Linked DNA regions of Homo sapiens: region 1 is linked to region 2. A link is a contact called in ENCODE Hi-C or POLR2A ChIA-PET data. All regions are on one chromosome and are shown on one strand. The core of a region is the stretch at or near the end of the contact, and the rest is flanking DNA. Distances in the headings are between cores, read along the strand shown. Region 1 holds the start of TLK2 (tousled like kinase 2). Region 2 overlaps MARCHF10 (membrane associated ring-CH-type finger 10).

The links. A loop is a pair of places that touch in the nucleus more often than their neighbours do. ChIA-PET counts read pairs that join two places held with the same protein, here RNA polymerase II (POLR2A). Pooled maps may share reads with other maps.
Region 1: a loop to region 2 is called in a pooled map, with 5 times the contacts of the local background. The contact joins the promoter of TLK2 here to the enhancer-like site in region 2. A Hi-C loop is called at or near these places in 1 of 37 single-sample maps with no recorded cell type and 2 of 50 pooled maps. POLR2A ChIA-PET finds 5 or more read pairs at or near these places in 2 of 52 experiments (RWPE1 and activated B cell).

The regions. Positions count from the first base shown.
Region 1 is chr17:62,477,550-62,483,701 of GRCh38, forward strand. It overlaps TLK2 (tousled like kinase 2), which reads left to right and starts at 1,276. Exons shown (of 22, transcript NM_006852.6): 1 at 1,276-1,741; 2 at 3,572-3,657. The coding sequence starts at 3,577. RefSeq lists silencers at 381-430, 541-680, 861-1,160, 1,651-2,040.
Region 2 is chr17:62,720,940-62,727,680 of GRCh38, forward strand. MARCHF10 (membrane associated ring-CH-type finger 10) reads right to left here. Exons shown (of 11, transcript NM_152598.4): 7 at 3,999-4,165; 8 at 1,549-1,658. All of the region lies in intron 2 of MARCHF10-AS1 (MARCHF10 antisense RNA 1), which reads left to right. Among named protein-coding and RNA genes, the nearest start is that of MARCHF10-AS1, 18 kb to the left of the region's middle. RefSeq lists an enhancer at 3,990-4,069. Within about 2 kb of position 3,937, at least 8 of the 41 ENCODE cell types and tissues checked have a DNase peak (open chromatin) inside an H3K27ac peak, as active enhancers do.

The sequences.
Region 1 (6,152 bases), core at 26-2,525, 250 kb before region 2:
CAGAAACTCCACTGGGGAGTACTTGTCTAACCCTGAAAAAGTTCAAGGCTGTTGTTCAAGGTCTGAATTTTTCCCTTGAGATTTGCTTGTAGTCCTTAAAGTCATCTTCAGACATCTGATCAAGGCAGCATCCGCGGAAAATTATAAGGTGGGTGGCTGCACTGGAGCCTGTCCTGGCTCAGGGGCGCCGGTGAAGAGTGATTTTTTTCCCTTGGCCTTGGGGGATCAGAGGGGGTGCCCTCTGCTATGCAGGAAGCCCTCCTTGCCCGCTAGATAGTTCTCATTCCTCAGGAGATACTCTGTGAGGGGCCGGCGTGTTTTCTCCATCTTGGCACTTACCCTCAGACCCTCCTAAGTACCCGGGAGGGCCGTGTTTTTCATCGGAGGTTGAAATGGAACCTCCCCCTGGGTGCCCGGGGAGAGTACCTTGGGGGCAGCGCCCCTCCTTCCGGAGGGCAGCATCCCCGCGGGGGCGGGGGCTCGGCTTTGATCCCAGGGCACCTTTTGTCCCTGGAGACGCTCTGCCAGCCAGGTACGTGGAGGGAGTGCAGCCCGCCCTCCCGGGCGACGCGCGGGGCTGGGGCGGGCCGGCGGCTCCGGGGAGTGGCGGCCGGGAGCCCGCGAACGCGGGTGGGCGCCGTCGCCTCACTAACCGGGCGCCTCCGGGAAGTCCGGGCGGGGTCCGCCGCTCACACATAGGATTAGCGTCCTCTAAACTCCATCCCTGGGAAAAGCCGCCGCACTTCTCACCCAAACTCGCGGAGCCGAGGGGCTGGGCAGGGGTTGGGCGGGCGCGGGGGCCGGCGAGGCGGATCCGGGAACGGGTGGACCCGGGCGGCCAAGCCCCTTCAGCGCCGGCCCAACCGCCCCGGCCCGGGCCAGTCCAGCGGGGCGGGGGCCGGCGACACAAAGGCGGCGGCGGGTCCTCCGGGCCTCCGGCCTCGGGCAGTCGCAGGGCGCCCCGGGCCGCCGGACCTCCCCTCGCGTTGCGGCCCGTCAGCCGGCGCCGCCCGTCGCCCGCCCTCAGCCGTCCGGCGAGGCGCGGCTTCCTCCGCCGGCGCGGGGTCCCCTGGTTAACCCCTGCCCGGCAGCGCGGCCGCTGATTGGAGAAGGCGGGGCGCCGGGGCAGCGGGGACCCCCCCCCACCTTCCTCGTCCCCTCCCCCTGCTCCCCCACTGTCGGCGCTTCCCCCACCCCCCCAGGACCCCCCCCGCCTCCCAGCCGTGCAAATCTCGCGAGGAAACACGCGGTTTCACTAGTGTGTTTACACCGATCACTACTAATCCGGACCGAACCGATCCGGATTAAGGGGCCGGAGGCGGGTCCTGGGCACCAGCGGTTCCGACCCCCCCGCCCTCCGCGCCGCACCCGAGTGGCCCCCAGCCGAGCGGGCCCCCACCTCCTGGCCCGGCCTGGGCCCTCCTGCGCCTCCCTTGGCCTTTGTCCGGCGCCAGGAGGCCGGTCCCGCGCCCCCCGCGGCCGCCCGGGCCCGGGCCCGCGTCGGGCGCCTGGCTCTGTACGCGAGCCCGGGGATCTGCGGCCTTCGTGCCCCCCCTCCCCCGCCCGCCCTCTCGTGGAGCCCGGCGCCGGCGGCGGCTGCCCGGGCGGGGGGTTGCGGCGCTCAGGAGAGGCCCCGGCTCCGCCCCGGGCCTGCCCAGGGGGAGAGCGGAGCGGTCCGCAGCCGGGTCGGGTCGGGGCCCCTCCCGGGAGGAGCGTGGAGCGGCGGCGGCGGCGGCGGCAGGTGAGAGGCTGAGCCCCGGGCGGGGGAGGACTCCAGGCCTGGGGCATTAACCGTCCTGGGGACCCCTTTGGCCTGAGGAGCCTGCGACCTGGGCCCAGCTCGGGGCCGGCTCCGGACCGCAGCTCCTGGGCGCTGAGGCGGGAGGGGCTCCCTGAGGGCTGCGGGTCGCTGAGGGGCCGGGCAGAAGATGGGGGAGGCCCAGGCGGCCCCGGCCTGGGATTGGGGCCGGCGGCCGGAGGAGAGACGGGGGCCCCCAGGCAGCTGGAGGCCTCGGCAGCCTCCCGGGCGCCCCCGAGAGCCGGCCCTCCCTTCCTCCGTGACAGGTGGGCCTGGAGTTGGGGAAAGTTTGGAGCCGGCGAGGGGCGCCGGGACCAGGCCCCATCGCTCCTGCTTCCCGGCTGTGGGCTGCAGGGAGGATCCCAGTCCAAGGCCCCGCTGGAATTAGACGGAGTGGCTATTTCCTTAACATGAGTTGACATTAAACGGAATAACCGCCGGGGCGTCATTTTCCGGGCCGGGCCTGGGGATGGAGGTTTGGGAAGTGTTGCGAGAGACCTTGGGGTTTGGGAGAGACTGCAACCTTTGCCATTCCGACCTCGATTAGGGCAGGGCAAGACGCGAGGAAGGCCACGGGGGAAACTCATTCTCCCAGTCTCTTTTTTTTCCTTCTTTTTCTTTTTGTAAAGATGCATTTCAACCTTTCTGAGAATTTCCTAATTCTCTCTCTAACCTGCACTTGCATGTGTGGGTGAAACTTTAATTTGTCACCTTTTCATTCCCCTTTGCCCCAGGCTCTCAATCCAGGAAGGGAAATGAAACTGAAGGACTTGTAAGGGGGTTGTTACTGGAGATTGTAGAGTTGTTGGATTGCAGAGGAGAATGTTCGATTCATCTTTTCAGTAACTTTAAAATCACACCAACCATTCCAACTACTTAATAATGTGTTCGAAGGGGTTCTATGTAATATGTTTCTTTTCCACTGTTAATATTAAAGAGAGGTTTTAAATGGGTCGTGTAGGAGTTGGTCTCTTGCAAAGGATGAACATATTTGCTGAAAGTAGCCTGTGCATTAATTGGTTATGGAAGTTTAAAAATGGTGTCCTCCTGCCCCTCCCTGCTTGGAAGAAGGGCTAAAAGCAGATGTCCAGAATCAAGAGAAAACTACTGCAGGGAGTGGTCAGAAAAAGATTTTTTAAAGGGATTGTTATGGAGCTATATTAATTTACTGAGTGAATGGAGGTGGATGGTTTTACCGTGGGCTCTCTATTAAATTTAAAATAATTCCTTTTCTCATGAGCTACTGTGAGCTCTTCAGAGACAGGAGCTGTATAATAGTGATTTTGCAGTTATTTGTAGCTTCTGATTCATCCTATATTCTTTTGAAATTATTGTCAATGATTCATATTTTTAGTTTAAGGACTACTTCCTGAGTGGGAAATAAATATCTGAAGATACTTAGCTAGATTAAGGCTGATAGAAGGAATTTTCTTTTTGCAGGCTAGTTCTTGTTTTGTTCTTTCCCCTGTGCTCAACTTTTACAGAAATTATATGAAGGGTTTGAGGGGTTTATTTTTGCTGTTAAAATCAAATCAGAACTAGGGAAGAAAAAGTGGCTGTCATAGAAGAGGACTTCTGAGCTGCTTTAAAACTTTTCAATATATTACTGTTTGATGCAGCACATAGTAGTCTACCACTTGTATGCTATATTTACTTGAGATTTACCTGCATTTGATCTTTCAGTGAAATAATTACTGTGAGTTTTGTTCTACAGAAAATTGCCTCCTCACATTTTAGTGTTTATGGTTTCACAGCCTACTTTTTCTTTTTCAGCAGAAATGATGGAAGAATTGCATAGCCTGGACCCACGACGGCAGGAATTATTGGAGGCCAGGTTTACTGGAGTAGGTGTTAGTAAGGTGAGTAAAATGATGATCATGAACACTATTCATATTCTAATTTAAACACATTTTTTAAATGATTAAGAGCAATTTGGGTAGGCCCTTCTGATAGTTTGCAGGGGAGAAGATTTGGGTCTTAATTTCAGTGAACTTTTAGATCCTACTGGTCATTCCAGTAGTCATTTAACATAGTAGGTTTGAAAATGTTCTATATGGGAATATATGTTTCTTCTTCCTTTCTGGTATAGGAGAGGTTTCTCATGGTTCTTGTTACAAGGAAACTAACAGGATGTGTGTATAGATTCTATGCCATATTTTGTTAAAACTTGTCAGCCATTCAGAAAGAAAATTACAAGGCATTGCATAGCTTTGTTACATTGGACTTTGGAGGTAGTTACATGGTAGAGTATTGAAAAATTGGCCTCTGTGAAGTCTGCAGACTCTTTACTGGTTGCACCCCCAGACTGGTTTGTTGCTCTTCTCATTCTTCCTTCTTAGTTTTTATTTTTGTTGCAGGAGCATAATATTAGATTAGGCCCCCATTAACGGGCACGTATGAAGTTAAGCAATGTTATAGTTTCCTATGCATGTTTATGTACCCACTGGTCCACCCCTCTGCTCTCATAGGATGATTTTACAATGTGTAAAATGTTTGATTTTAATACAGTATGCAAAGTATATTTACGATATTTTATTTAAAAGCTTTATTGGTCCAAGATCATATTACTTGGGCTTGAGATGTGTGAACGTATGAGCTACTGAATTTTTTTTTTTGAGACAGAGTTTTCCTCTTGTCGCCGAGGCTGGAGTGCAATGGCGTGATCTCGGCTCACTGCAGCCTCCACCTCCTGGGTTCAGGTGATGATTCTCCTGCCTCAGCCTCCTGAGTAGCTGGGATTACAGGTGCCCGCCACCACGCCCAGCTGATTTTTGTATTTTTAGTAGAGATGGGGTTTCACCATGTTGGCCAGGCTGGTCTCGAACTCCTGACCTCAGGTGATCCACCTGCCTCAGCCTCCCAAAGTGCTGGGATCACAGGCAGGAGCCACTGTGCCTGGCTGAGCTTTTGATCTTTAACCAGTGTGATACAACATTTGTTTCTGTGCTTTTCAAGAAATCCTGTCTCATGGTAACCTGGGTGTTGATCTCGTGCTTTAGTTAGTAGCTTCTCCAAGGAGAAGGCGTGTTGAGGTTTAGTTGGAAAAATGGGCTTCTTTGATGGGTCTCACAGTTTTGGTGAGCCGGGATAGCTTGATAGGGTTTTGTTTTTTTTTTTTTTGAGTCAGAGCCTTGCTCTGTCACCCAGGCTGGAGTGCAGTGGCACAATCTGGGCTCACTGCAACCTCTGCCTCCTGGGTTCAAGCGATTCTCTTGCCTCAGCATCCTGAGTAGCTGGGATTACAGGCATGCACCACCATGCCTGGTTAATTTTTTTTATTTTTAGTAGAGACAGGGTTTCTCCATGTTGGCCAGGCTGGGTCTCGAACTCCTGACCTCCAGTGATCTGCCTGTCTTGGTGTTCCAAAGTGCTAGGATTACAGGCATGAGCCACCACGCCCAACCAGCTTGATAGTTTTTGTTTATTCAACAAATATTGAGCACCTGCTGTATGCTAGGCATTGTGCAAGGTGTTAGGGCTGATGCTTGAGCACAGTACCTCCACATCTGCAGTATGGGGAGAGAGAGATGATACCGTGATGAGATCTGTATTAGAGCTGTGACAAGGTGCTGTGGGAACACAGGATTTGTTACATATTCTTAATTTCTTTGGCCACTTAAACAGTTTACTTTTGTGGCACTTTAGAGTGGCTGTGCCCCTGGACGTTGTATACTGAAGTTACATTTACAAATGTAAACTCTCTGATCTAGGTGAAGTAGCTTCAAATAGAAGTGAGCAATATATTTGAATACTAAATTGATCTCTAAATGACCTCTGATGTGTCTTTTTAACTTGAAGATTGAGCATAAGGCTAATGTCCAGATCTGTCTGTTTAAATGGTCCCCCCACCCCCGCCTCCCGTAAGTCAGTAAGTTTGTATTCAAATTTTACATAGTTAAGCTCACTGATCTTTGGATTAGGGTTGTTGTTCTGTTTTTAGGTTCGTGATGGCTGTATTCAAGTATACTTTTGATGGAGTAGGGCATAAGTGATAAGAATGAGTGACATTCAACATGTTGCTGTCTAGACCCAACTTAAAGTCATGTAACTAAGGTATCAGAAAACTTTAATACAGTAACCTATCTGTTTAATAGGAAATTCTACCTTTAACATAGAAAGAAGTTCTCTGTACAGAAAAAGAAATTTACCTATTTCCAGTTTTTTTGTTTGTTTTTGAGAGGGTCTCACTCTCTAGCCTAGGCTGGAGTGCAGTGGCACGATCTCGGCTCACCTCAACCTCCATCTCCCAGTCTCAAGCAATTCTCCTGCCTCAGCCTATAGATAGCTGGGATTACAGGCGTGCGCCACTACCACCCTGTTAATTTTTGTATTTTTAGTAGAGATGGGGTTTTAC
Region 2 (6,741 bases), core at 2,687-5,186:
TCACTGCAACCTCTGGCTCCCAGGTTCAAGCGATTCTCAAGCCTCAGCCTCCTGAGTAGCTGAGATTACAGGCATGCGCCACCACGCCCAGCTAATTTTTGTATTTTTAGTAGAGATGGGGGTTTCGCTGTGTTGGCCACGCTGGTCTCAAACTCCTGACTTCAAGTGATCCGCCCACCTTGGCCTCCCAAAGTGCTGGGATTAGTGATTCTATCTGCCTGTCTTTCCAATTTTAGGGGCAGTGATTTGCTCTGTGACTTCACTTCTCTTATGGATCTAAGAAGGGTTGTTGATTTTGCACTTTTTAAAGCTTTTTACTTGTTGTTAAAACGAAGTGACAACTTCAAACTCTTTACATACTGAACTGGAAAGTGTACTAAGTCTTTGAAACTTGGTGTTTAAAATTAGGTGATATATTACCCCCCTTTTTTTTTTTGGTACTGTGTCTTTGAAATTTGGTGTGTATGTGACACTTACAGGATATGTTGATTAGAACAAGCCACCTGTTCATTAGCCACAAGTGGCTTGTGACTTCTATATTGAACAAAATAGTATTAGGTTGGTGCAAAAGTAATTGTGGATATTGCCAACAAAAGTGGCAAAACTGCAATTACTTTTGCACCAACCTAATAGTTCTAAATGGAAGACTGTTTGCCTGAGAATTGGGTGATTAACTGTTATCTCAGGCACAAATCAACTTCCCACTTGAGGGTAACTAACTTTTTTACAATATTAGAAATGCAGTCCAAATACCCTAGGAGAGTTAATTCACTAGGTGATAAAGATCAGCCAGTAGGCATTTACCTCATGTTCATTAGCTGTATGTAGGTAAAGCAGTTCCTTCTTATCCCAGGGTTACTTGGTATTTAAATTAGGGACCATTTCCTCCAAGACCCTGATTTTTTTTTCTCTTGTTATTAAATTACTTCTGCAAACGTGGGTGTGGAGCTTGCCAGAATTTTTTGGTATTTTTCTGTGTCCAGTTGCCCACTGAAGCTTCTTACTTTTGTTCCCAACAGCAGGGCAAACTCAACCCAGGACAAATAAGACTTCCAACTCTCGGCCAGGTGTAGTGGCTCACACCTGTAATTGTAGCACTCTGGGAGGTGGAGGCAGACAGATCACTTGAGATCAGGAGTTCGAGACCAAGCTGGCCAACATGGAGAAACCCCATCTCTACTAAAAATACAAAAATTAGGTGGGTGTGGTGGCACACGCCTGTAATCCCAGCTACTCAGGAGGCTGAGGTGGGAGGATCGCTTGAACCTGTGAGGCAGAGTTTGCAGTGAGATTGTGCCACTGCATTCCCGCCTGGGCGACAGAGTGAGACTCTGTCTCAAAAAAAAAAAAAAAAAAAAAAGGCTTTTCAACTCTCTAATACTCTAATTTAGTGGCAGGTCTTCTCAGAGAAGTAAGCTAAATGGATATTGTCAGACTCCTGCCAGCAGAGACCTTCTACATTTCTTAGATCAGGGAAGGGGAATGTCTTCTCGCCCTGCCCCTCTAACATACTTTAACCTGTGGAGGCAGAGTGGCCACATTTCTTACCTGAGATTGCTGGTGCTTCTGGTAGAACTCAATCATGTTAAAGTCACCCAGGTCAACCAGCAGGCCTTGCTTACACATCTCACAGGTCTTCACGGCACCAAGATCTGCTCCTTAAATTGGATAAAGAATTATATGTACATATAACCATGGGTCTGTTTGTGTTAGCACTTTGGACAGGTGATATTTGGGGAGTGAACTTGTGTGTGTTATGAATTCTGAGCTTCAGTGACCTTCCTTTAAAGCCAGCCATCTTCTGTAGAAAATGACCTTGAATCTGAGAGCTGAAAAATTTCCTTTGTAGTCATCTATTATGCAAGCTTCATAGAAGTGAAATTCCCACGACTTTTAAATAGCAGATCTTGCTTTCTATTTAAATATAAACAGGATGGTTCATAAACTTGGAATTGCTGCACAGAGGCTAAGAGTCTGTAACACAGGTGTTTGTAAAAAGAGTGACTATTCAGCTTTTTTTTTTTTTATTGTAGACCCAACACAGGTCCAAGTAAATAAATTAGTGAGGACCAAAATAGATGGCAGAAGCTATTCTCGATCAATGGCTTAAAAATCTGCCTTTACTCCTGCCCAGGTAACATTGCCACCTGAGAACAGTGAGGGAGCGAGGGGCCAGGTGTGGGTACTAGTTACAGTAGTACCCAGGGCCAGCTCATCAGCCTGAGCTCAGACTCATCGGGGAAAAGGAATATGAGAAGGCTTCCTTTGTTGCTGTTTTTATAAAAACAGGCATTCTAGATCAGCATTTTTATCCTATTCCCCAATGCAAAAGTGGAGGATGCAGAGCTGGGCTGTTATGTCTAAGCAAACATTCTGCCAGACAGTTTCTCCCCCTTAGTTGCGGCTTTTGACTAATGATGTACTGGTGTTTATTTTATGCATTAGAAAATAAAAGACCTATTAGTTACCTGCATGTATTTGGTAAAAATAGGGCTTGTGCAGTTTCATACCTCCATTCTATTTCCCCACTGGGGATATAAAGAAACAGTAAATAATAGAGACTTTCAAAGGGCAAGGATGAACAGGAAGTAATCCCTTATCTGCATTTTGTTCGCTTGACTTTTTTTTTTTTTTTTTTTAGCGTCATTCAGTAACGCTTTAGGCTACCAAATGTCCCATGAGTCTTCCGATCGAATCCTACTGAACACACCCATACAAGCGTTGACATTTATGAGCATAGCAGCATTTTCATGACATGTTTCACAGGTAACTTTTTCTGTGTTAGATGTTTAATTGGCCCAAATTTCTAGGAAGATAAAGGATTGCATGGCAGAGTCGTTAGCAACCAAAATCTACTCGTTTTCTTCCCTCTCTGAAGGACTGAATATTTTGCTCGTTATATGGATATGCGTTTAAGCATCTTGATCAGTGGACTTATATTTCTTATGCTAGGGAAGTTGCATAAAACGGGCTCCATGGATGACACAGTAATATGATTACCCCACGTGTTCATTCTCTGATTCCATGGTGTGCTGTCCTTGGTGAGGGGGCGTGGCAACACCTCATGGGGACAGGGTAAAGCTCTAAGTCTCCCTGCAGCCTGGATAGTGACGGCTAAGGAGAAGGATATGGAAGACGGGGAGAAATAGGATCTGGCTGTGGGGGGATATGTTTTCAGAGATGTGTGTCTGAAAGAAGCCGCAGCTATTTTCTGATCAAGTTGCTCTTTGCACTGATGTTCCATGCATTTTTTTTTTTTTTTTGCTTAAAGTTGATCTCATTCCTAAAGCCATGCTTTAAAGAAACCTTCTGTTCTCTGCCCAGAAAACTACAGCCGACCTACCGATGTGGTTGTATTTAGGTTATAACCTGCTCAGGGAGTTGAGAAGGTGCCGCACACCCAGTTATAAGATGCTAGGGAGCTGACAAAATCAGCACATGGAAATTTCTTTATCTAATATGGTTCTAGACAATCAGATCAGCACTCTTATCCCTATTGCTAAAAGGCAGCTTTGTTTAGTTTCTTAGGTGACCCCCAAATAAAAGGAAGTAGGATGTGTGTGCTGGGGGTCTCTCATGAGGGACCTTCTGAAGTATTTTGCTGGGTGTCTGCTAGCTGGGCACGGCTACTGTGTGTCTGCTGAGCTTCCACCGCTGACCCACTTCTATTTCCTTCCTCCTGAGAGGCGATCTTAGCATCTCTGCTCAGGCCTCAAGCAGAGGTAGAATTCAATAGCATTTGTTCCCAGGAGTCTTCTCTCAGATAAAAGCAAAAAACAAAAAACAAACCAAAACAAAAACAAACAAAAAACCCCCAACTCCCTCCCATAGTTTAAAGACAGCTTTTATGAGCAAGGATCTGGAGCTCAGCCACGTGTCCCTGAGTCGCTGTTCTGCGGAGGAGAGTGAGCTGATGACAAGGCTCCGGGGCCCACACCGTGGTGCCTCATGTTAATTACATGTCGTGGCACGTTCACTGCACTTCCTTCCCCACCTACCTGATGTTATTTTCACTTTCAGCCACTTTTTCAGGCACTCTTGATGAACAAACTGCAGGCTTCCCACACAGCCGCAAGGCTCCAGGAGGGGGTTGCTTGGGGAACCCCCGGCTATCTGACAGATGCGACACAAGTCTCCCTCCTCCTCGGAGTCCTCCTCCAGGAGACTAAATGTGAAAACAAGCCCTCGTGACCAGGAGGCTACACGTTTGCAGTTTCTACAAATACCAGTTCCCAGAGCATTGACAGAGAAGGAAGAGGGCTCCTGGTACTCACCCGCTGCCCCCTCTGACCCTAGTGAGATGATTTTTGATAACACAGGCACAAATTCTCTCTTTTTTTTTGAAACAGAGTCTCACTCCGTTGCCCAGGCCGGAGTGCAGTGGCACAATATTGGCCCACTGCAGCCTCAACCTCCTCAGGCTCTGGTGATCCTCCCACTTCAGCCTCCCAAGTAGCTGGATTACAGGTGCATGCCACCACACCTGGCTATTTTAAAAATTATTTTGTAGAGATGGAGTCTCACGATGTTGCCCAGACTGGTCTTGAACTCCTGGGCTGAAGCGATCCACATGCCTTGGCCTCCCAAAGTGCTGGGATTACAGGTGTGAGCCCCTGGGCCTGGCTGAGGCACAAATTCTTGTAACAGGCTTCTTTGCAATTGTCAATACGTGTGAGCTGACATGGAGGACCAGCACTGCCACCATAAATCAAGAGGTAAAGGGAAATGGCTACAGAATCATTTTCAAACTGGAGTCAAGGCCAGGAGCCCCTCTCCCTGCCAGGAAGTTGGTGGGGGTGGCATACTGGTGAGTGCATGGGATTCGTGGTCAGGGGGCCTGGGTTTGAGGCCAGCCTCTGAAACTTGTGAGTTGTGTGACTTTGGATAAGTTCCTTAATCTTCCCAAGACCCTGTTTCCTCATCTGTACAATGAGGGTCATGGTGATAACACCACTGCCACCTACTTCCTAGGGCTGTGGCCAGGCTGGCTACGTGTGACAATGAGGAACCTGTTCTGCAAACTGTAAAGTACATCTAGTGTCTGGCAAGGTGTTGTGCACAGAGTTCACTTAATAGATGTTGGTTTAGGTGGATGATGAACCAATAAACCTGGACACAATCTCCCGAATAACACCACACATGCCAACAAATGACATCAGCATTCCAGAATGTAAGCGGCTGGAATCTGATGAAGATAAGAACTAACGAAAATGTAAGTAAAGATATTTGTGTCTAATAAATGGTGAGTGAAGAATAGCTGGTCGATGTTCATGTTGGGAGGTTTTAAGAAGCCTAAGGCTATTTTCTTTTCTTTAGAGTCCTCACGGGACTGGGGGCCATCTGGTCAAGGAAAGGAAACTGGCTAGAGACTAAAATCAAAAGAGGAAGAAATGGACATTGCTCTGGATGGAGAAATATATGCTCAATTTCTTGAAAGACTTTTTTCCCCATGAAAGGGCAGCTCAGTGTAAAGAAGCAGAATTACAGTTTTCCATTATGGACATTCTCAATAACTTAAAGACATTTTCAACATTCAGACTTCAATACATTTCAACATAATTTCCATATTTTCGTAAGTAATCAGGAAGAACATGTGTACATGGGAGTGAGTGCTCCAACTGGTGAAGATAAACTAGAGAGAGATCTTGCAAGTTTGAGAAGGTAGGCAGAAAAGTGGTAGAAGATTATTTTTTGTTGTTGTTGTTTGTTTTGAGATGGAGTCTTGCTCTGTCACCCAGGCTGGAGTGCAGTGGCTCGATCTCAGCTCTCTGCAACCTCTGCCGGATTCAAGCGATTCTCCTGCCTCAGCCTCCCGAGTAGCTGGGATTATAGGCGTGCACCACCACACCTGGCTAATTTTTGTATTTTTAGTAGAGATAGGGTTTCACCATGTTGGCCAGGCTGGTCTCGAACCCTTGACCTCAGGTGATCCGCCTGCCTTGGTCTCTCAAAAGTGCTGGGATTACAGGTGTGAGCCACCACACCTGGCCTAGAAGATTTTTAATTTAGGCAACTACACGGGATTTGCATTTGGAAACAAGTGCTCTAAATCAGTGGTTTCCAATAGAAAATAAATGACCATCAGGTTCACCGGTAGAGATTTTACAAACAGATTCCTGGGCTCCACCCTTAGAGGTTCTGGTTCAGTATCTGGGGCCCAGGAACCTGAACGTTAAGATGGTCATGCAGGTCTGAAGATCACTGATCTCAACAGGAGGACGAAGGGCTCTGTGGTGAACTTGTTATGGTTGATAAATATCTGACTCTTAACTTAAGGTCCTCCATCTTCTCAAAGGTATAGGTGGGGATCCACTGGCTACCCTACTTTGCAAAAAAATTTTTTTTAACAAATAAAAGTGAAGAAGAGACAGAAAAGCACAGAAAAGAAAAGGAGAATCAAGCATAAAATCATTACCCCAAAGTAACTGCTTGTTAATAGTTGAGTCTGGCCGGGTGCAGTGGCTCACACCTGTAATCCTAGCACTTTGGGAAGCCGAGGCAGGAGGATGGCTTGAGCTCAGGAGTTCAAGCCCAGCCTGGGCAACACAGCGAGACCTTGTCTCAAAAAAAAAGAAAAAAATATATAGCTTGGTGTACTAGCCTTTGGTATTACTCCTGTGCACATACTGTTTTATAGAATTGAGACTGCTTTTAGGATTAGCTCAAGATAGCAGGCTAAGCACCCCCATCAGTCTCCTTTCCCACACAAATCTCTTAAAAGACCAAAAAAGAAAATTAAAT